Regions from separate parts of the Homo sapiens genome. Here all the other regions are linked to region 1. A link is an interaction called in ENCODE POLR2A ChIA-PET data of the cell type or tissue named here. Cell type or tissue: MCF 10A. All regions are shown on one strand.

Region 1 (8,000 bases):
CCCAGCTACTTGGGAGGCTTGAAAATTGCTTGAACGCAGGAGGTGGAGGTTGCTGTGAGCCAAAATTACACCGCTGCACTCCAGCCTGGGCGATAGAGCAAAACCCTGTCTCAAGAGCACGAGAACCCACTTACTTACCACCCAAACTCACCTCACCTATCTAATTTTATGACTTAGCCCTGTTTCCATCTCTCCTTAACAGACTTTCCCTGATTCTTCTTTACTCCCCACCTGCAGGTGGATCAGTAGGCAAAATCAGCAAGTGTTGTAAGGTCAATGAGGGTGGTGATCCAGGCAAGGGCTGCGTGAGTGGTATGTTAGGGCCAGAGTGGAGCGGGGAGAAAAGAGGTTGCTCTCTTTCCATACCCCCGTTTAAATTTATTAATTTTTAATTTTTAATTAATTAATTAATTTGAGACAGTGTCTTGCTCTGTTGCCCACGTTGGAGGGCAATGACTCCAGCTCAGCTCACTGTGACCTCTGCCTCCCAGGTTCTGGCGATTCTCATGCTTCAGCCTCCCAAGTAGCTGGGATTACAAGCTTAGGCTACCGCGCGGGACTAACTTTTTGTATTTTTAGTGGAGACGGGGTTTTGCTATGTTGACGAGGCTTGTTTCGAACCCCTGTGCTCAAGTGATCCACCCATCTTGGCCTCCCAAAGTGCTGGGATTACAAGCATGAGCCACTGCTAAAATTAGATAGGTGAGGTGAGTTTGGGTGGTAAGTAAGTGGGTTCTCGTGCTCTTGAGACAGGGTCTCGCTCTATCACGCCTGGACTCATATCCCCAATTAAATCACTGAACTTATCAAAATGTTTCTTCATATATTTTATAGTGATCTTAAATATATAACTTTTTTTGTGTGTATTTTCCAAGGCCTTACTCTTAGGGGGAAAAAAGGCAGAGAAATTACATAACTTTGCTTGCTAAACTTTAAAATACATTAATTAAGTAGAACTATCATTCAGAAAAGTAGAGAAATGAGTAGAAATAGCAATGGCTATTTAAAAGAAGTGTAGAAAAGCTTCCTGAATTAGGAAATGGGTTGCAATGTTCAAAAATATAAAGTGAGCCATAAAAACTTTTCTTCTATATATTAGAACACATGTTCTTTCACTAAGCTGGGAAAGATGAACTACAAGTAGATTTCCACAATAGTACGTATTGGGATATATTACATGTCAAACTGTGTCTCTACCATCATAAATACTGATATATTAACTTCAGGCCACTGTTCAAGGCACAGTGCGAGTGTAGGAGGGAGCCTGGGACACAGATGAAAGGGCTGAAAAGATAAGCTGTCCTGATCCTTACATTTGCTTTCCACCTTCCATTCTAAACTCATGGAGGCAACCAGGGAAGGGCAGGAGGTATACATACTAGAAGGTAGAAAATCAAGGTGAGATTTGGAGGACCTGGTCTTAAACTCTTAAATAAAATATATTAGGATATTTAGGCTGTTTAGCAGTTTGATCAGTTAACTAAGTAATTGTAGTGACATAAGTTACCAGTTTTGAGGACAGGTTAGGGAAGTTGTTGAGTGTGCACATACACATGTGCAATATTAGAGACATATTTTGCATTTAAAGGGGAAAGTATACATTAGCAAAAATATAAATCATGGAGAAATACACAAGCTATGCTATCAGCATAAGCAACACTGACCTAGATTCTTATTTTATTCTTCATATCCCAACAGCTGACATGAACACAAAATCCTATTCAAGGTCATTGGAAACTTTGAACTTGAGTTGGCTCTGGGAGGACATTAGAAAATGCAGTAATTGCCCCCTGAGTTCCAAAAATTTAGTAAGATTCAAAACTGATAAGTATTTTTTTAAAAATAAAATCTCAACTTATTATATCCTACCATTGGGCTATCCCAAAATTCATTTTTTATAAATTGAAACAGTGACTTTACAAAAAAGAATGGAACAAAGAGGCCGCAAGTAAGAGTTTGCTCTTTAAAATCCTTGAGAAGCTAATTTCCATGCCGAAGATAATGTTTCAAAGAGATTTCTTTTCAATGTGTTTTCTTAGGAGGGCAAGATTTCAAAGAAAATTAGCAAAGCAAGGTGACTGTGATGCTGCCATCTGGAGTTTTCAATTAGCATTTCTGACTAATAAAGTTTGGCAAAATTACTCACAAATATTTCCAGAGTTGAGAAATAATCTTGCGGCACTTTCTGTTCTTATTTTTAGGACATCAAGGCGTGTAAAATAACACAAAGAGGTTTGCAAAGTCCAGCTGAAGGGAGCCGGAGCGTCCTGTTTTTACCATCACGCTTCGTTGTTCACGTTGCTTGTGTGTAAAACAGGGTACAGTATTTAGAAACGGTGAAGGAAATGACTGGCCTAAAACTCTTGTGATTCAGTGACTCAAGGATGATTGACACTGTGTAAAAACAGGCACATTAGACCAAGAGATAATTTGAAACCTTATTATTGGGTATTGTTTTTAAAAATTAAACCTATAGACATGAATAAAATGAAAAACTTTATAAGCACAGCTTGTGGAACTGAAAAGGGCCTTAGAGACCATCACTTCCAACGGCCTCATTTTACAGGAGAGAAATCTGAGGACCAGGGAAACCAAGTGACTTTTCTGGGGTCACATGGAATGTCAACAGCAGAGCTGTGAAGGCGTTCAGGTCTGCTAACCTCCCGGCTATGCTCATTCATGGAGAGTGCTTCGAAGAGTGTTTGCAACATTTAGTCACAGTTTATCTTTGGTTAATTCCACATTTACTCCTATTTTTAATGTGTGTGAAAATGGCCCAGATTCATATGATTTGTTGCAGGTCAAACAGATATTAAGAAAAACTGCCAAGCTTGCACCGCTTATGTATAGTTATTTGTTGTGTATGTGCAAGTGTTTGTATGTGTGTGAGCACATAAGCATAATCTCTTTATCTACCATTCCTACATCCAAAAAGCTCTGAAAATTAAACTTTTTCATAAATTTGTGACAAATTCCAGTGGTGCAAAATCAAATCTAGTGTGAACTTATGTGAAGATATTTATAGACTTCACCTACACCAGCCAGTGTAACCCCTTATAGATTTCATTTTAGAAATAGTAATCTGTCTGATTATAGGGTACTACCCTAGATTATCTGAATATGATATGTAACATATGATACTTAACATAGGTTCTATATAATTGATTACATTTTAAAATCCTGAATAATTCTGAATTCTGTTCCCAGTAGTTTTGGATAAGTAATCGTAGACCTTCAATTAGTCCATAATGTAATTTCATTACATTAGTTTAGGCAGTTTTGGCTTATAACCATGCAACTCAGAAAATTCTTTACATATGTGATTCCCTTGGTTTCAAAATATGTGAAACCAGGGGGATTAAATGAGATAAACAAAGTGCTGTCTATGTGGTTATAAATATATAAAAATGAGGAGCTTAGTTTCATCACTACTATTTGTGGTCAGGAAGCCCAGGGTAAATTCAGTGTTTAGTTGTGACAAGTGCCTCATTCCAAGTTTCTGATAAAATCATCTGTCTCCTTTTCCTTTTCCTCCCCCTTTTTTGTAACTTTTACTTTATAGCCTTCTTTTATGTTTTTTTAAATTCTAAGCTGTATCAAATGTTAGCACATATGTGGGGAATGAATTAAAGATTTTCTACCACAAGTCTCACAGTAACTCTGTGTTCTGTTATTTAATCCATGGTGAAATTGAGGACTAATCAGTCAACTAATGTTTATAGTTTACAGTTCAGAATGTGTATGCTGAGTAGGCTAAGTAGGTTAGAGTTTACATGGATTTGGCCAAATTTGACATGATATATTCTTTCTTTTTATTGTAACCCTTATATTTAACCAAAGTCTAGATAAATGCAATGTCCTTATAATCTGTGTTCAGTCTCAACAACATCGACTGCTGAGCCCCACAGCACTGGATTTAGTCCCAGCTGGAGTTCCAGCTTGAAGGGCAAACTCATAACAGGGCCAGGTCTTTCCTTGTTTATAGGAAACTTCACCAATTGAAAATTTTGATCTGTCATATACTGTCAGGATAAATACACACACACACACACACACACACACACACACATATATATATACACACACACACACACACACACACACACCGCAGATGGGTGAGAATTGAACATCTTGAATTTTTCATTGTCCCTAGTCAGGATACTAAGAGTATATTTTGTAGATAAAAGTCATCCTTTTTGGTGTGCATTAGTCCCATCATAATATCACATGTGTTCCTAGTTATGTAAATTCAATTTTCAGATAATCAAGTTAAATGTAAGACATTTGCTTATTGCAATATATGCAGATCTCAGTGGAGGAGGGTGTTCCCTTCTTTTGTCAATAGTCCCTATAATATGGCAGTTACTTGGATTGTATTATTTAAAGGGCATGCATGATGTAATCCAACCCTGTCTTTTTACCACCAGATCAAACAGAAAATAGTAGGATCTAATGGAAAGATACAGGACTAAGAATCAGGTCTCATCTGGCTCTGTGACCTCAGACAAGCCAAAGCTTCTCTGGGCCCCGGTTTCTTCTTTTACAAAATGAAAGGGCTGTATTAGACTACCTTTAAACCTTGTTCAGCTCTAGAATGTTACAATTCTATGAGAATGACCATTAATAAGCTCATAGTCTGTTTTGGATCTTCACTGGGAGGAGAGCTCTAAGTATGGGACAGCTTTTCTTTGCTGGAGAATACACTTTTAAGCTTGAGACTCTGAAATGACTGGTGGAAAAGGGAGAGGCTTGCACCGGTTCAAGAGAGCCTTCTTTTCCCTAAGGACACGTGCTGTAGTCTTCTGACTGTTTAATGACGCAAGGGGAGGGGCGCGTCACAGCAGCTGAGCCTGTGGCTCTGACTTGGCAACTGACTCACTGGCGTCCTGGCTTCTGAACCTTGGAAGAGCCCATAGAAGCGGTAGTGCTGAGTCCAAGAGTATAGAGAAGTGGGCGGAGTGGACACTACCTGCTTTGTGGCAGAGCAAGCTCAGGTCTAGGAGAGGTGGTAACGGTGAGGCAGTGAGCATGGAGTCAGGTAAAAGAGGACCTTGTGAAGGAAGAGGATAATAAGCTTTGCATAAGCAATGCATGGAAAATGGACCCTGAATGATTAGACAGTAGACGCCTTTAAGGAAAAACTCATTTTGTGGATTACCTCAGATGTAATGGATATTCTTTACATCATACATAAAGATGAACTGTTTGATCTGTTTATCTACTACAGTCAGAGCACTAAGGTTTACTGAGTACTGTTGGCATATACTGTGGAAAGTGCTCTATATTCATTAGGTCTTTTAATCACATAACCATAGGAAGTAGGAATCATTATTCCCATTTTACAGATAAAGAGTCCGAGGTTTAGGTGACTTACATAATGCCCAATGACACACAGTGTTTCTTCTCTCCTGTGGAGACAGTTTGAATTCACTTTGGCTAAGTGAAACTGAAGGTAGCAGTCAGTGAAACCTGTCTCTTCATATGAGTGAAACCGAAGGTAGCAGCCAGTCAAATCTGGCTCTTTAGATATAGAGAGAAATTTAAATAATTTTTTAAAAAGTTTAACTCTCTCAGCTATGCTTGACTTCAGTACTCTGGTCTTACTAGGAACTGAACATTTTTATTTTAGTAGTCAGTCACTAAACATTGATTGTTTCTCCCCCTTTTCATTTCTGCTTAAGAATTCTAATCTACTCCCAAGGCAAATGGATACCTTTGGCCAATCAAAGAGAAGGTCAAGTAAAATGAAGTGTGCAATAAAGAAGCACATAAATATATTTCAGAAAAAAATGTAAGTTACAGTTTCTACTGTTGCTGGTCTTTGCTTTCGTCTGCCTTTTAACCCTTTCATGGCACGGTTATGAAGTCTCTTAGTTATCAAACTATGATCTTCAGGTCAAATCTGGCCATCTTATTTTGTATGGCCCATGAGCTAAGAATAATTTTTACAAATAAATATTTGCAATTTATTTGATGATAGGGAACTCTAACTTTTTTTTTTTTTGAGACAGGGTTTCACTCTGTCACCCAGGCTGTTGCCATGGTGTGATCATGGCTCACTGTAGCCTTGACCTCTTGGTGCTCAGGTGATCCTCCCAACTCAGCCTCCAGAATAGCTGGGACTGTAGGTGTGTGCTCCCACACCCAGCTAATTTTTCTATTTTTTATAGAGATAAGGTTTTGTCATGTTTCTCAGGCTGGTCTCAAACTCCTGGGCTCAAGCCATCCACCCAGCTTGGCCCTGCAAAGTGCTGGGGCTACAGGCGTGAACCACTGGGCCCAGTTAGAACTGTAACTTTAAACTCCTGATTAAGTGAATTTCATTCTTTTCATTAGTAGACCTGTATTCCAAAAGAATTGTACCGAATTGTTATAATCACTATATTTTGAATTTTACCAATAAAAATGTTGTGAAAATATATTTTCTTTCTTTTTATGTAAGTGTCTATGTACTATCCTTGATTTTGCTTCTTGGTCCACAAAGTCTAAAATATTAACCATCTGGCCCTTTAAAGAAAAAGTCTGTTGACCTCTCTCCTAAGGCATGAGGCTACAGTAAGAGATTTCTCTGTGCAAAAACATGCCCTGAAGAGGCAAACTCGGTAAGGTGAACAGAGGATACTTCCCTTCTCTTCCAATAATTGGCAAGAAACAGCCTTTGTTCCCAGAGAAATTTTAGAGAAACATGAAAACAAAACAGGTTTCAAAAGTCTCTATGCTTTTTTACCTTTCTTTAAACAACTTTCTTCTAAAAAACCTAACCAGGATTGTACAGACAGACATTCACTGGGCCGGTGCTCACACTATGCTAAGGAAGTTAATGTGTGCCCAGGCTAAATCATAGTTAGAAACAAATGCAGCCAGCCAAGTCAGGCATGATTCACGTCACTTAAGTACAAATAGCTTAAAGGGCACCTGAACTAATTCACAACTAATTAAACTCTTACATTTATTATCATCTAAATCTAAAACTTAGGTGATCTCTTTGGTGGGCTGTGATTTTTTCCTAATCACTATTAATATTTTTGACTTCAGTTAGCAATCATAATACTAGATGTACTTACTTTGATTTTTTAGAAATAACTCATATTTCCTTTCATTACTCCAAATGGTGAAATGTGTTTTGTTTTCACTTTTCACATCATACATTGATCCATTTAATATATAGGTTAGTATTTAATTGTGATAATAATTGGTCTTTACTTGATGAAGTAAATTTTTTTGTTTATCCCTTTTAGGTATCATTATAATTGTTTCATGGTTAATATTGTATGGGTTGGTGGCACTGGTTTGGTGCATAAATAATAATGGAATTACTTCATCTTTAAGTTTTTGAGATTTTTACTTAGTAAATACTTGTAAAAGTTTGATTTTTTTTTCCTGCTGGGATACTTATAAACCGTTTGTGATTTATATTTCATTTTTGCTTTTTATCATTTTACTTTCTGAACATCTGTTTGATTATAACAATAATGCTATAATACCATGTCAGTCACTCCAGATTTGGCTAGTGCTCTAATGCAGGTTGGGGATGCTTCCAATACTGCAGAGAATCTCCGTTAGAGGCGTGTCAGTGGATAAAGTTGTTAAGCCTGCTCTGACATTTCCCAAGAGCTCCTCAAGGTTCTGTGCTCCCAACCTACAGAGACTACAGTTTTGATCCAAGGGGAAAAATTGACTTAACTGGTACATTTACATTTTTATGATTGTGTCTCTAAAGCTTATTACCTTAATAATTCCTCCCATATGCCCACTGCTTTTCAGAGTCAGTGCAATGCCTATATTTTGTAATCAAGTTTTCCCTTTTAGATGCCTGTCATTTTTCATGGAATTCTGAAGCCTTCTACATTAGAGGAAGATTATGCATGAAAGGAACTGAGCACAGAGCATGACACATAATAAATGCTCATTAAATGGTAGCTGTTATTGCTTGACTTTATTTTGATTAAAATCCCTAGGTAGTTTTATAGAAATTTGTGGTACTATTTTTACATTGAAAT
Region 2 (8,000 bases), 60 kb before region 1:
TATTGAGTGCTTACCATATGGGAAGCATTCTGCTAAACTCTTTGATTTACTCTTCATCACCACCCTGTGAAGAAGGAAGTATTATTATCCTTCTCTTCTAGATAAGCAAACTTGCTAAAATCACACAGTTAGAACCAAGATTCAATTCCACGTCTGGCTAACAAGAACCCATCCATGCTCTTAAGTGCTTCACTATGCCGAAGCAGCTTCCAAAGCGAGGTGGGAGCATGCACTAGAACAGAAGTCAGACAATCAGCCCTCTGATTCTAGCCCTTTCCCTCTCTAGCTGTGTGACTCCAGGCAATCACCCACCTCTGAGTCCCAGGGTCAGATATTCTCACGTGACCATTTTAAGGATCAAAAAGAGATCTCATCTCTGAAAGCACTTTGATCAATATAGAGTATATATAAATGCTTGCTATTTTATCTGTAATTCTCATTGTTTTGCAATGTACTAGCAAATTTTTGGTGCTGGTAGAGGGAATAACAAGGGATAGAAGAAAAGGATTAGGGACAATTTGTTGTACTAGAGGGCAAATACAAACTGTAAACCAAACTGCAAATATGTATCTAAACCATCTAGAGCACAATGGGAAAAATAAATATTATGTGAAAAGTTAACTGCACTTATCAATATGGTATCAGTGTATCTAACAAAATTGAGCTTAATATATAATTTATTGCTGTATTTTCTGTAGAAATTATAATGAAAGAAAGGAAACGAATTATTATTGCCAAAAGGGAGAAAAATATTGTAACCAATTTGCATGTTAGTTGATGTCCATTAATGCAGTGTGAAGTGTGAATGACATTTTTTCTTCTAGGCTTTTTGAAGGAGCCTTCAAAATAATCTGTAATCCTAGCACTTTGGGAGGCAGAGGTGGGTGGATCACGTGGTCAGGAGATCACAACCATCCTGGCCAATATGGTGAAACCCCGTCTCTACTAAAAGTACAAAAATTAGCTGGGTGTGGTGGCGCATGCCTGTAATCCCAGCTACTTGGGAGGCTGAGGCAGGAGAATCTCTTGAACCAGGGAATTGGAGGTTGCAGTGAGTTGAGATTGCGCCACTGCACTCCAGCCTGATGACAGAGCGAGACTCCATCTAAAAAAAATAAAAACAAAAACAAAAAAATTAGAGATATTATATTAAATTATGTTTTTAAAATAAGATTCATATCTTAAGGTTCGCACATAAGTCACACACTGTACTAAATCTCAGTGGACAAGAATCCAAGAAAATGTACACATGTAGAAATAGGCTTTTTGTTACTTCATTTGATGAAATGGAAAATCAGTGGGGAAGAAGAATATATTTTCTATTTAAAGAAAAACCCTCACAGAACACAGTTGGAGTTAGTACCTTAATCTCCTACACCTTCTTTACATTATCTGTTACCATATGGTGATGCCATTTTTCAAGTGAATACATCAAAAAAAGGTTAACTTTTTTAATTAAAGAAAAAAATGGGACTAGGGCCTATTGTCAGCAACAGAAATTTTAATTAAACTAGAGGTTTCTGTTTAAACCTCAGATAATGAGAAAATGTAATCACCAAAAACGCCCCATTTCCTTGATCATTCCCATTAATAAAGGCCCTTCCCCATTAACAAAGGTGTGTGTTGGTCAGATCAGATCTTTTCTGGGAAACGTTTTGTGTCCTTCCTAAGGAAAGGAGGGAGACCTTTTAGAAGTATTTGGCGCTGAGCTGGGCACTATGATGATAACTGCTAGTTAAATGAGTGACAACTGAGAGGCCAAGTGCACAGGCACTGGCCAGATTTTAGGGTTTAAATCCAATCACTGTCCATGTTACCTTAGGCAAGTAAGTCTAAGCCTGTATTTTCTCATCTAAAATATGGGCAGGATTATAGTACCTACCTCACTTGTGAGAGTTATTCTAAGGATTCAATAAGTTAATGCATGTAAATCACTAAGAACACTGCCTGGCACATAGCAGGTCAATGCATGTTCTCTATTGTTCGTACATGGCCCCCAACAAACACTTATAAGCATCTAAGTGTCAGATACTGTACAGAGTGCTGAAGATACAAAGATAAATAAAACGCTTTCCAAATGTCAGTGAGATCTCAGGCCAGTAGTGGAGATAGGCAGACTATAGTTTAAACTCAATGTAGAAATGTCTATGGAGGCCCTTAAAGGGGAACTTAACTAGGACAGAAAGTCACGTGGGCTTACCAATCAATCAATCATGGTGCTTTCCTCATAATGCATTCACAATTCTGAGGTCAAACACTGGAGAGGGCCTAGGTTTAGTTGTGGCAGTGCAGCTAATTATTTGTATGACCCAGGCAAGTCACCCAACTCCTCTGAGGTCAACTGCTTTCTTATTTGAAAATTATAATGCTGAACCAGCTGTGTGCTGGCTCATGACAGCCTACTATGTGCATCTCTTCCCAACTTGTGTTTCAGTGACCTCATCTTGGTAGCCTAAAATCAGCCATGGTGGCTGTATTGACACCATAGAAATTGGCAAACACTACAAATCAGGGCTTGTTATTAAAGCCCGCAGAGGGATGGTTATTAAATATTTAATGGCATACTCCTGGGTGGAACTAAAGAACTTCAAAGTGTTTTCCAATTCTAATAATTTTCAACTCTGAGATTGTTCCTCTATGATTACATTTTACACCAATGCCATTGACTTGGCATATTATTGCTTTCACTTCCTCATCTATGTAACTTGCCAGATCTGGCTGTGTGAGCATTTTAATATTTATATTGGTAGTGAAATACTCCAGAAATACTTTCACTTTTCATATATTTTTGTCCTGATATATTTATTCCCCCATGATGTGTCTGGATCAGGCTTTCAATATAGACTGTCTTTTCACTGTTTCTGTTATTTTTGCTTTCTGAAATAGAGCTAGCCATTTAACCAACTTTGAGTTCCCTGCTAAAAGGAACACGTAAAGATGATTCAAACAGACTGACTAATTCATTCTCTTAAAATGTTGTGCACATATCAGGTGAAAGTGAATCATCCATAAAACATTTCTTTATTTCTTTTCAGATGAAAGTTAAGGTAATATCACTGGCAAAACATTTCCTGGGAGTGATCATCTCAATGGCACCTTGGCCACTAAACTATTGATATTTAGGAGTACTTCCTTTAAAGAAGATGGCTGTTATTAATAGTTACAAATACCAGTTCAGCCTACCTTTAAAACCAGCGACTTAATCTGTCCACCATCTGCCCACCTCTGGTTTTCTCATTCAACTAGCTTACATTGGTCTTTTCATTTCCCAGAAATCTAGCGATACATTCAAATCTCTAAGTATTCATTGAGTAATTGTCAACACTATGACTGTCCTCATCATAAAAACATTGCAGAGCCTACAAAAATGTATATTGCATTCAAACACCGATTCCTCAGGAAAAAACCCAACAGAGGCAATAGAATAAGTTTCTTCTTAAGAGAGAGACTTTCTAAACCGTGACATAGGTAATTTTGCTTTCTTTAGGGATTAATTTTCTTAGCTGTCATAATTTATAACTATGTAGATAGCACTTTATAGTAAATAGATATGGTCAGCTCCATCATCTCTTCTAATCATGATTACCTTATAAGGTAAGCATTATCCTGTGTTTCCAGATGACAAAACTGAGGTTCAAAGAGGAGAAAATATTATCTGAAATCTACTAAATGAGCAATTCAGTTCTTCTGAGTGTATTTCTAATTGTTTTAAAATGTATGATCCTTATTTGAATTGTTTTAAATTATTTGCATTTCCTGGAAAAGATTTTTATTCCAAAGGCACAGTATTTTAATAAATACCTCTTTTTACCTTCCCAGAATCCACTGTCTCTTATACCGGCAACTCTTTTGAAAATTCTCCCTCTCCTATCTCCTGGGACTGTCAATCACATGGTCTACATCTTTCAACACAGAATGAGTGTGCAAACCAGGCTGGCCTTTCAACGAACTCTGTTCTCTTGACACGGAGCTTGGTCAGGGTTGAGTATGTGGCCAAAGCAAGGCCAAACAGAATCTCTTTGGAGATTTAATATGGATGCTGGGAGAGGGCCTCTTTCATTCTGACAGCATGAGCACTAAAGATGATGTTAACTTGGGATGTCTGATGCCCATCTTTGCCACTATGTGGAGAAAGCCAGCCTGAGCATGAAACTGACCCAAGAGGCCAGAGAGCCCAGACACGGAGGGAGGCAGGCTCCTGATGTGATTGTCTGAGCATCTGTATCCAGCCATGTCTTAAGCTAAGGCGAGCCAGTAAAATTTCTTCTTTTCTTCCTTATTTCTTTTTTTAAATAAGTTTAAAAATGATTCTTTCATTCCTTGCTCCTGAAAAGGTCCTGAGCTAACAATGTCCAGTAGACAATACTACAAACTTGAGTTTAAACACAAAGTCAAGTGCATAAAACCAACTTTACGTAAAATATTCAAGTAATTGGGACAAAGATGGTCTCTTTATTTACTTGAATAATTACTTTAAATATTTCACTTTGCATTTGAGAACATATCTATTAGTTAAGATTTCTGAGGTGGTATACTAGTATTTTCTTATTATATAATTCTAAAATCTTCTACAATATTTACATAAGATAATCTCAAAATGGAAATAATGGATCTAAGTAAAGAGTTAAGATATAGAAACTGGAAAATATTTCAACATTGCTTTTAAGTGCAAGAAAGGGATTTATGATGATGGAATATGGCTGAGGCCCCATATTAAGGAAATTACAGTCATAAAAATAGCCATGGCTAAATCTCCAGGAAGACTTGCCAGAGTGAAATCTTAGGGAAAAATCTTAGCCCTGTCCACATTTATATTATGTTTATTAACTTTAAAAGTAGGTCTATTAAAATAAAGTTAAGATTCCAATAGAAGATTCCTAATGACATTTAAAATACTGTATTTATAAACACTCACTGTTTATGAAGAATCATATTACATTATATCATATGATATTAATCAAGTATTTGGGAGCACCCATTGCATGCCACGTACTTGACTAGATACTAAGAGTTTCTTCCCTCAAAGAGTGTACAGTCCGTGGATTTGAAGATAACAGGATAAACTCCGAAATCTAAATGTGCAACCTAAATGGAAAAGTGGATAGATCCACTGGGCTGAAAGCAAATTTGTAAACATGCTTAGTTGAATGCTTGATTCTTATGCCTAAAGACTTAACAGTTAGTGTTATGATCATCAAAAGCACCTACATTTACTTTAAAAAGATAAAACAATAGGCCATGTCAAAAATCCCTTCTATCGTAGCCAGACACTACCTTGACAATGGTTTCCAACAGTGAATCGAAGGGACAGGAGGAATCTTCAGAATTTTTCAGTGCATTCAACTGCTCTTTGGTATAATCACATTTAAACAGCCCAAAACATTCTGGAGACAAGGTGGAGTGTAGTGGAGAGAGTGTGGGCTTTAGTGTCAGACAGACTTAGATGGGATGTGAATATGGCCTTTTTCACTGACATGCCTTCTGATTTGAGTGTCAGTTTCTTATATTCAAAACGTGGGGATAATGATATACATCTCATGGGTTGGCCATGAGAGTTGGAGATAAACTGTGAGAAACACTGTCCTTCAGTTATGCAGCACACCCTAGCATTTAATAATAGCTACTATGCTTATTATCCTAACTTGTGTTTTGGCCAGTTTTTGCCTGCCCTCATAAAAAATGAGGAAGTTGGCACAGTCCCTTGGGTGAGACCACTCCAAATACCTGGTGACTGTTTCATCACTTTAGTCCTCTCATCTAAAGTTTAAATAGTGTTATTTCTTCTTTTCCCACCCTTTAGCCATCTTGTGGTTTTCCTCTAACCTCGGTTCAAGTTCTTGAAGCCCTTCGAAAATTGCCCCCCAAGACAGAAGCCACAGTAACAGCCTCCCATACTAGAGAAGTAAAAACAAATAGGAACCAGTATTTTAACTCTTTAAAAAAGAGTTAGCTCAGGCCAGGCACTGTGACTCACGCCAGCAATCCCAGCACTTCAGGAGGCTGAGGCCAGACGATTGCTTGAGTTCAGGAGTTTGAGACCAGCCTGGGCAAACCCCATCTCTACAAAAAATAAAAAAATTAGCCAGGCATGGTGGCATGTGCCTATAGTCCCAGCTACTGTGGAAGCTGAGGTGGGAGAATCACTTGAGCTAGGGAGGTTGAGGCTGCAGTGAACCGTGATCACACCATTGCACTCCAGCCTGGATGACAGAGCCAGACTCTGTCTCAAAAAAAAAAAAAAAAAAAAAAAAAAAGAGTAAGCCCATATCCCAACTGAGATTTAGCAAGTAAAGATATAGGATGCTGAGTTAAATTTGAATTTCAGATAAACAGTGGATAATTTGTTTAGTATAAGCATGTCCCAGGAATGTATTTTATATGACAATCCTAGTCGTCAGCAAATGGGGAAAAATAAGGGAACAATAATCTTTTTTACCCACAAAACTCACATTAAAAAGATTTGGGCCAAATCTATTTATCTGTTGGGGTAGAATGTTTTTAAAGCTTTCTGTGGTATATATGTATTGCAAAACTGCATAGCATTTTTTCATTTGGGTTTGCTTCTGTGCATCTAAAACATGTTTTAAAAGTTCCTGGCAGGTGGTTTTAAGTGTCATATGAAGGTATAACTATATGAAAGGGAGTAAAGAAACTTTTTCCCCTCTATAGTTGTACTGTATGTGGCAGCCTGTCATTTACATGAAATTTCTGAAACAGAAAAGGTATTCCCAGATTGATTTACATGCTTTATTTATAATAAATGAGCTTATTAAAAAATTCAAATACAGGTGGCTATAGGAGATAAACAAGTTAAGCTTTGTACAGGAATGATTTGCATGTGTTATAATTAATGTTTCCAGGGGGTGCTCTAAACGGTTTCTTGATTATTACACAAATGTTGTTTCTTTGACAGATAGTGCTTTTATTCAGATTCTTATCTGTTTTTGCATCCCCTCTTAGTCCTATAATCATTTAAAAAGTTGAAAATGGCTGCCTGTTAGCATAAGAAAAAGCCAATTGTGCATTTTCTAGTTGTAACATATGATTGAGACTATTATCCAACTCTGATATGGCAAGAGTAAAGATAAAAAGAATAGAATGCCATTATATCCTCAAGATTATCCTTTATAAATTCATATTCTGTCAGCAAACATCTTTGTCCTTTTAAGAATGGTTGAAAGTACTCAACTTCTTGGAAAGAAGAATAAATGGACATTTGTTTTTACCATTGTACATAATGTAAAAAATATTGTTCAGAAAATACATTGAACTCTCAGAGCCCTGATTGACAGATGGGCTTTTGTCCCATTAATAAATTGTAGGTCAGACAAAAATGTTTCATTGCCCTTGAAAGTGTGAAGGTTGAACTTCCCCAATGTAAAGAAAGTGCTAAAATGCATGAAAACTTATACAAGTATTTGTTTTCGTATTTTTCAGCCAAATGGATGGACATAATTTTGTGATTCAGACTGTGTAGCAGTGTTACCAGTTTTTGTTCAATTAATCCAGGAAGACTGAATAACATAAATCCGCAAATCACATTTGAGAAACATCTTTCCAAGTCTATATATTAAAAAAAAAAAGAGGCAATCAACCTTTGCCAGTTGCATTCAAATACTGGGTTTGGAAAGGATAAACCGACTGAATAGTCAGAATGTGAACCACTGAAGGGAGACAAGTTGGAGAGGAAGCTGGTACATTACTCACGAATGAATCAGACATCCCCTCCCTCCGTGTTTGAAAATGTCCTCGGCATAAAGCATGGTACAATTCCAAACGAGGAACTATGCTCAGGATTGGATTTATATGACTGATCAGTTTCCTCTGCTGTTATCGAAAGCAGATATCAAATGGCTGTGGAGGAATGCAGGTGGTGAGTGAACCCCATTCTTTTCACAGTGGCTGTCACACAAAGAAAGAGAAATCAGCACCCAGGGACAGAGAGACAAAGGGGAGAGGTGTGAGGGTGCCAAAGGCCAAGCCCCCTCTAGTCTCAAAAT
Region 3 (8,000 bases), 180 kb before region 1:
CTAGTCTGGAATTCCTGACCTCAAGTGATCCACCCACCTCAGCCTCCCAAAGTGCTGGGATTACAGGCGTGAGCCACTGTGCCCGGCGGAGTTCTACATTTCAAACAATGCTGGAGATGCCCTTTAAGATCTTTACGGTTCACTTTCTAAAAAGTGGGAAAATAAAGATGACCTTCTACTTTGGAATTTCGTGAGAGTTATAGCATGATAAGATTGGAAGAGCTACTCTTTAGAGCTGGAAAAACTGGGTTGAAATCTTGGCTCTGTTACTAGCTGATTAACGTGGATAAATTTTTAATCCATCCTTAATTTCAGTTTTCTTATCTCTAAAATGATCATACTAACACTAAGTGGTAAGCTATTTTGAGGATTAAAAAAATGATGTATATGAGTTTCAATGCCCGATGCATAGTAAATCCTTGGCTTTTTTTTCTCTCATAGCGCAAGTACCATGAGGAACTAAGCTTTATGTCAGGGGCTCACAGACACATTTGGTGTGGCCTGAGCAATTTTATTTTTTAAAAAATGGGTTGGCCAGGTACGGTGGCTCACGCCTGTAATCCCAGCACTTTGGGAGGCCAAGGCGGGCGGATCATGTGGTCAGGAGTTTGAGACCAGCCTAGCCAACATGGTGAAACCCCATATCTATTAAAAATACAAAAATTAGCTGGGTGTGGTGGTGCGCACTTGTAATCCCAGGACTTGGGAGACTGAGGCAGGAGAATTGCTCGAACCCAAGAGGTAGAGGTTGCAGTGGGCCAAGATCAATGCCACTGCACTCCAGCCTGGGCGATAGTGCAAGACTCAGTCTCGGGGGGAAAAATGGGTTAAGGCCAGGCACGGTGGCTCATGCCTGTGAACCTAGCACTTTGGGAGGTCACGGCAGGAGGATCCCTTGAGCCCAGGAGTTTGAGACCAGCCTGGGCAATATAGTGAAACTCCACCTCTACAAAAACATGTTAAAAATGAGCCAAGTGTGGTGGCATGCATCTGTGGTTCTAGCTACTCAGGAGGCTGAAGTGAGAGGGTCACTTGAGCCTGGTAAGTCAAGGCTGCAGTGAGCCATGATCGTGCCACTGCATTCCAGTCTGGGTGACAGAGTGAGACCCTGTTCCAAATAAATAAATAATAAAAAGGCCTAACATATATTTTAAAGTTGGGAAATTTTATATAAAAATCTGGTTAGCTGGCTTTTCTCAGAGAGAAAAACAAGAAGATGTGGTAACATTTAGCCTGAATTACTCAAGGGCCAATCTTGACTGGAGTTTAGAACTATGAAAATAAATATAACTTAGAAGCTGCTGGAGGCTGGGCGCAGTGGCTCACGCCTGTAATTCCAGCACTTTGGGAGGCCAAGGCAGGCAGATCACCTGAGATCAGGAGTTCAAAACCAGCCTAGCCAATATGGTGAAACCCCATCTCTACTAAAAATACACAAAATTAGCTGGGTATGGTGGTGGGCAATCCCAGCTACTTGGAGGGCGGAGGCAGAACAGCTTGAACCTGGGAGGTGGAAGTTGCAGTAAGCCAAGATCCCACCACTGCACTCCAGCCTGGGCAACAAGAGTGAAACTCCATCTAAAAAAAAAAAAAGCTGATGGAATCCCTCAAACACTTTAAGTCTTGAAAGAGATGCGACTGTGATCTGAGTCACATGTAGTTACAACTTCTGTTTCTCAGATTATAGATTAACTTGCTATTTTATTTTTCTTGTTCTGTACAGTGACTGGAGAGAATTAAGTGACGTCAGGGACAAAAACTTCCTGCTTTCTTAGTTAATGGTCCTTATTACAAATTAACTTTCCCTTTATTGTCCTACTTTGCTTAGAACACATGACAAAAATCTCATGACTCTTACACTCTCTGTAAAAAATGTTAAATGTATCTTCCCAAAAGAAATGCTGCCTGTAACATATTAAACTGCTGTAACTATGCATCAACCTTGTATGAAAAATGTCATAATCTTGCTAAAAACTCTCTGATTCTGTATGAATAAGTGAAACCTTAACTTCTCTATTTTGAAGCACTGATTCCATTCCTTTGGAGTTTGTGTTTCCATGTGGGCCATCTTCAAACTTTGTGCTTGAATAAACTCTCTTTAAATTAAACCCTGATCCTTTTGGTTATTTGAGGTTGACAGTACTGACTGTCTCCTTTAGATGGGGTGTACATGCTGTATTTTATCACAGCCCCCAGTATACCCTATTTTTCTTATTGGTTGGGTATCATAACTTTCCATAACCTGCCAGACTTCTATGGTTGTTTGTTTGAGATCCCTGGAGTTAAAAGTCCACCATCGTTAAGGTGTGTACTTGAAATTGTTTTTCTACAATATTGGGTCCAGGAAGACTCTCTAAGACCTTTTAAGGGTAGAGGACATAATGCCAGAAAAGACAAATATTTTGGATTACATACAGATTTAAAATTTTTATATGGCAAAAGACATAAACATAGTCAAAGGATAAATGATTGTCAGGAAAATAATTTGTAATAAAGACAAAGGTAAAGACAAAAGTTTAATCTTTCTTTCTCTTTTTTTTTTTTTTTGAGACAGAGTCTCACTCTGCTGCCCAGGCTGGATTACAGTGGTGTGATCTCGGCTCACTGCAACCTCCACCTCCTGGATTCAAGCAATTCTCCTGCCTCAGCCTCCTGAGTAGCTGGGATTATAGGTATGCACCACCACGTCCAGCTAACTTTTGTATTTTTAGTAGTTACAGGTTTTCACCATGTTGGCCAGGTTGGTCTCAATCTCCTGACCTCAAGTGATCTGCCTGCCTCAGCCTCCCAAAGTGCTGGGATTACAAGCGTGAGCCACTGCGCCCAGCCAAAGGGTTAATATATCTATTTTACAAGAAGAGTTTGCCACCTGCTGAAAGACAAACAATTGAATAAAAAATAGAGGAAAGAATAAAATGGGGCAAAGGCTGTGGAAAGGCAATTTAAAGAAATGCAGATGGCTACAAAACACATAAACACAGGAAGTCAACTTCTCTGTTAATCATGGAAAAGCAAATTATGACAACAGTAAGAAACCATTGTTTACTTATTTGGCAGTAATGAAAAAGAGTGCTGATGTCCCAAGCTGGTACAAAATAGGGAAATAAGTATTTTCAAATATCGTTGGGAGTGTGAAAAGGTGCAGCCTTTGGGGAAAACAACTTGCCTAATATCTAATAAAATACAAACAGTGTGTGATTTACTGACCCCACTTTTGGGACTGTATCCTAGAATAAAAGGCCAGTATATTAGATTATACGTAAAAGTTTTTTTGTAGTATTGTTTGTAACAGTAAACAAAATAAACCAAAAAAAAATACTGGAAACAGCCTGAGTGGATTGTAACAGCCATTCTACAGATGGTCAGGTAGCAATGAGAAAGACTGAATTATAAACTGGAGGAATACCTGTGATATGCTGCAAAGTCAAAATAAACTGTTGCAAATTATGTATACAGCATGATCCTATTTTTATTTAAAACTCTAAAATCAACATATGTGTATATCTTTCTATAAAAATGAGAGGCTTGTAAATATGGAGGTGAGAGAAGCTATGGGAACAGAGGGGATGCGGGAGGAGATTGTTAGAGTCTGCAAGAATGTTAGCTTTAAAAAAATCACATCTTATTTTGCACAAAGAAGGCATACATTCCTTATATAAAAAAAAGTCAAATAAAAACATTTAAAACATGTTTTTCTTTAGCAGTGGGCAACTTACATGTTCACTGTCCTGAAGCCCCTCGATCTTGAGGAAGCATAATGATAAAGTGCTTTCAGTCACCCAACAGTGAAGCTGTCTGCCCTGATTAGGGATCAAACCTTTGACTTTAGTCTCCACAGCACAAAGTTCCAACTGAACAAATACCCTCTGTTTACACATCATCATAGCAAACTCAGAGACTGCTTGCAAATTATGCAAATATACACTGATAAGAGGATCACACGCCTCCTTAGTTAACTATGCTTTTATTATATGTTAGGCCTTTGAGTTCAAAAACAATTATGATATTGCATTTCAGTATAGTATGAAGGTAAAAGTATACAGTCTTGGCTGCAGATATAATAAATATAATTGCCCCTTTTTTACTGATTTACCCAGTGTTCTTTAAAATGTGGGTTTGATGTCATGTAAGCCATATCTGCTATTGTCACAACCACCTATAGGTTTCAGATTAGTAAAGTCTTTGAAATATGACTCTCCTAAGCAGAAAGGAATCTGCAGCACTTGGCATAAAGATTATAATCTTTGGCCTTCCTGTGGTAAGATTTATAACTGTGACCTTAGGCTCTATTTCTTTTGGAGTGTAGTCACTTTAAGTTACCAGTGATGATTGCTTTGAGTTATTAGGTCAGCGTGAATTGCCTAATACAATGTCAGCTTCGTGCTTCCCAAGGGCTGGGCAGTATTAGGGACACGAAACAAAGTGAATTTTAATGTCCGCAGAAGGCAGTGCTCTGATATATGAGCCACCTCAGTAACAATGAATTTCCATGGCAGGAGATTTCAACACCAGTTCTTAACCTCTTCTATGTTCTCCATTCTTTAATTCATGAAATATTATGAGTTCATTTTTAATTAGGTGAAATAGTCTGAAACTAACTGGTAAAAGGGAGGAAAAGGAGGAGTTACATGCTAGCTTTACCTTAGGGGTAACTTTTTCCTGGAATGACAAAAAGAAAGAGTTATGTGAGTTAAACTCAATGCCCTCCAATTCTGTTAACGCACCTTGACCTAGAAGCTGAAATGAAGGCTTCCTCCCACTGAAGTTCAAAAATGAAGATTCATGTTAATACCCAGGTGGCAAGCAACAAAGGCAGGGTAAGTTTGGTTTTTTACTATTCAAACATTGCCTGCTTTCAACAATTAAGTCACCTACAGTGTAAGAAACCAGACCTTTCTTTGATACACTACATTTAAATGTGTTGTCAACACTAGATGGCACTCAAGGGTTGCTTTTCTAGCATGTTCCTCCAGTTCCAAAGTCCTTTGCCATTAATTACCTCCTTTAAAAAGAGCAAACATGCTATTTAAACAAAGGGTCCCTGTAGTTACTCTGTAGTTCTGTTTTTATATTTATAGTCATGTAATCAATATGTTGGAAGAGTAATTAATTTTTAACCTCAACCTATGGGGAGATCAAATGTTAGTGGAGTTAATGGATGGAACAGGCTTCATTATTCTAAAGTAATGCTAATGATAAAGCAGGGAAGAAAGTCAAGGGTTGTAAACAATCGTGCCATCAAACACAATCATATAAAGCAACAGTGCAGCGCGATCATGGGATGCTGACCTCTTGCCAGTCTTCTTCAATATGACTGTTGTTTCTGTTTTAGTTATCTAGACCCTCCTGTGTGAATGAAATAGTCTCCTAACTCATCTTTTAAGGTATTTCCTCTTCCAATTCATGCTGTTGGAGTTACTATTCCAAATAATAGTTCTGATTTTGTTGCCCCTCTGTTTTGAAAGCCTCTCCTCATTCCCCATTTCCTAACACCTTAGAGTGATATTAAAGGTGCATCTTGATTTGGGCTCTCTCTACACTCCTGGAGCATGCACCCTAGTTTCTAGATTCTTCATCCACAATATTTCTGCAGTGCTTACTGTGCGCCAGCCTGTGTGTTTGTGTTCTTCCAAGAGAGATAACCCAGTGCACAGCATTGAAGCATGTCCATGGGCACGAAGGGTTCTGGGTGGACTCACTCCCGGAAAGGGGTGCGTTGGCATGGCCAGAGCTGAGGGGCTGGAAGACCAAAAGAACAAAAAACTCATCCTCTTTATTCTGATTATATTTTCCTATTACTCCACCCCAGGCTTGAATTTCCAAACCTACTTCCCCAGATCATGAGAAAATAAGAGAATCATTCTGTTATATGCGGGGAGGCTTATAGTCAATTGTACACCAAGGCTCATCTTCAATACACGCATTACTATTTTTCCCAAATATTATTATATTCAGATGAATCTTTCTTGTTCCTTAACCATACTTGTACTTTTCTGACTTCATTGCTGACATGATCCACTCTATGGAGGATGTCCTTTTCCTACCTGTCCATCTGGGCCCAACTCAGAAGCATCTTCCACACAACCTTCCTCAACCCCTTCTATTATAAGGAAGGTTTGTAAAGTGTGTTGACTCAGGCTTTCCCTCCTCCTTCCTGAAGGGCAGGAAGCCATCTGGACCACAAGGTGACCTTGAGGATAGAAGACATGCCTTGGGATAGTGGAGTAGAGGGATGGGAGCCTGGGTCCCTGCCAACATCCTGCAGCTTCTACACCAGCCCCCAACTGCCCATCCTCCAACCTGTTTTGTGTAAGAGAAAAAGCTCATCTCCTGTAAGCTACAGTTGTTTTGGGATTTTCTGAACCTAATTCTGATATACACACTGTAGATTAATTGTGTGTCATTGCTTTTTTTGTTTTTAGGAACTTTCTCTAATTATGATAAGATCAATGCTTTCATACAAGTGTAAGCAGGAGTTAAGATGTTTAAAGGGAACAGGTAAATGAATGCACAATTTTCCCCTTTTAAAATAGAAGACAGGAGTGAATATAATTTGTGTAATTTAAGATGCAAACTTTGGAACAATTTCAATGAAATGAAATTCAGAACAGAGGAGACCTGTCATTTGGGATTACTAGTTGTGATCTATAATGATTTGCTATTGTATGGTCTTTGCTCACTATTACATTCAGTGGGGCCTAGATTAAATTGAGCTAAAGGAAGTGTTAGTTTTTTATTCCTTTGGTATGCAGGAGCTCAGTTGTCTTTTTTTTAGAACCAGAGATTAATTATATTTGCATGGTGGGAGTTGGTGAGGAGGGAGAGGATTTAAAAAAAAAAAGGAAGAAATTAACATTTGTTGGGTATCTTTAATAGGCTAGTAGCAAAATGTACATAATTTTAAAAAAATCAGCCAGGCACAGTGGCTCATGCTTGTAATCCCAGCACTTTGGGAGGCTGAGGTGGGCAGATCACTTGAAACCAGGAGTTCGAGACTAGCCTGGCCAACGTGGCCAAACACCGTCTCTACTAAAAATACAAAAATTAGCCAGGCATGGTGGCGTGCACCTGTAATCCCAGCTCCTCGGGAGGCTGAGGCGCGAGAATTGCTTGAACCTGAGAGGCAGAGGTTGCAGTGAGCCGAGATTACATCACTGCACTCCAGCCTCGGCGATAGAGCAAGACTCAGTCTAAAAAAAAAAAAAAAAAAAACAATTAGCTGGGAATGGTGGTGCACACCTGTAATCCCAGCTCAGGAGGCTGAGGCAGGAGAATCACTTGAACCTGGGAGGTGGAGGCTGCAGTGAGCTGAGATCAAGCCATTGCACTCCAGCCTGGGCCACATAGCAAGACCTTATCTCAAAAAAAAAAAAAATCTTTGTAGGTGATAACCTAGCATTTTATGACGAGATAAGTAAGGCCTCTTCAATCTCACCTCCCTGACCTCTAGGCACTGTTGTGCCCTAAGGCTGCATCCTTGGCCCTCTCTGGTACCGATCCCTAGATAGTCTCATTCTGGTTCCATGGCTTCATACCACCAAATGTTGATAGTTTTGTTGTTTATCTCTTATCTTTCTCTTTTTTCTCTTTCCTTCCTTTCCCCTTTTCTCCCCTCCTTCCTCCCTCCCCCTGCCTTTTGTCTCTCTTTCTTTCTCCCTGCTTTGGAATAAATGCCCCTTGGGAGCAACAGGCTTGGCTAGTATATTGCCTGCTGTATCTTCCTTCTTTGCAATAGCACCTATCACGTAGAAGGGTCTCAGTAATATTTTTAAACCAAATAAATGAAAAATTGAATTTGCTGATGGGCAAATGATGAGTAGATGGCAGAGCTGAGATAGGCACCTGGCCCTAACTGGCTTCAAACCTTTGTTCTTTTGATACAACTCCTCACTAACAGTCAACCAGGACTCAGGTCTTCTCTGGTATTAAAGCAAGAACAAGCAATTTTAGCTTAAAAAGTGAAGAATTTCAGTAGTGATTTGGTTAATTTGCGTTCCCTC

What was found. Peaks named below come from ENCODE experiments on the same cell type or tissue, not always from the same donor. Only the 100,000 strongest peaks of a DNase experiment are listed, where the experiment ranks them.
Region 2: POLR2A ChIA-PET joins it to region 1 with 38 read pairs; 4 of 35 experiments call an interaction of 5 or more read pairs at or near these places.
Region 3: POLR2A ChIA-PET joins it to region 1 with 14 read pairs; 5 of 35 experiments call an interaction of 5 or more read pairs at or near these places.

The regions. Positions count from the first base shown.
Region 1 is chr7:116,627,964-116,635,963 of GRCh38, reverse strand. All of the region lies in intron 2 of COMETT (cytosolic oncogenic antisense to MET transcript), which reads left to right. Among named protein-coding and RNA genes, the nearest start is that of MET, 40 kb to the left of the region's middle. RefSeq lists enhancers at 1,326-2,525, 5,434-5,553 and a silencer at 3,603-3,803. In MCF 10A, a CTCF peak has its summit at 2,028; DNase peaks (open chromatin) are centred at 2,223 and 4,853.
Region 2 is chr7:116,687,814-116,695,813 of GRCh38, reverse strand. The region is part of intron 1 of MET (MET proto-oncogene, receptor tyrosine kinase); the gene reads right to left. COMETT (cytosolic oncogenic antisense to MET transcript) reads left to right here and starts at 7,787. Exons shown (of 5, transcript NR_165033.1): 1 at 7,787-7,873. In MCF 10A, no CTCF peak of the experiment used is centred here; DNase peaks (open chromatin) are centred at 2,983, 3,923 and 7,703.
Region 3 is chr7:116,806,819-116,814,818 of GRCh38, reverse strand. It overlaps LOC124901731 (a long non-coding RNA gene), which reads right to left and starts at 3,799. Exons shown (of 3, transcript XR_007060489.1): 1 at 3,717-3,799. In MCF 10A, a CTCF peak has its summit at 4,957 (motif pointing right); a DNase peak (open chromatin) is centred at 4,938.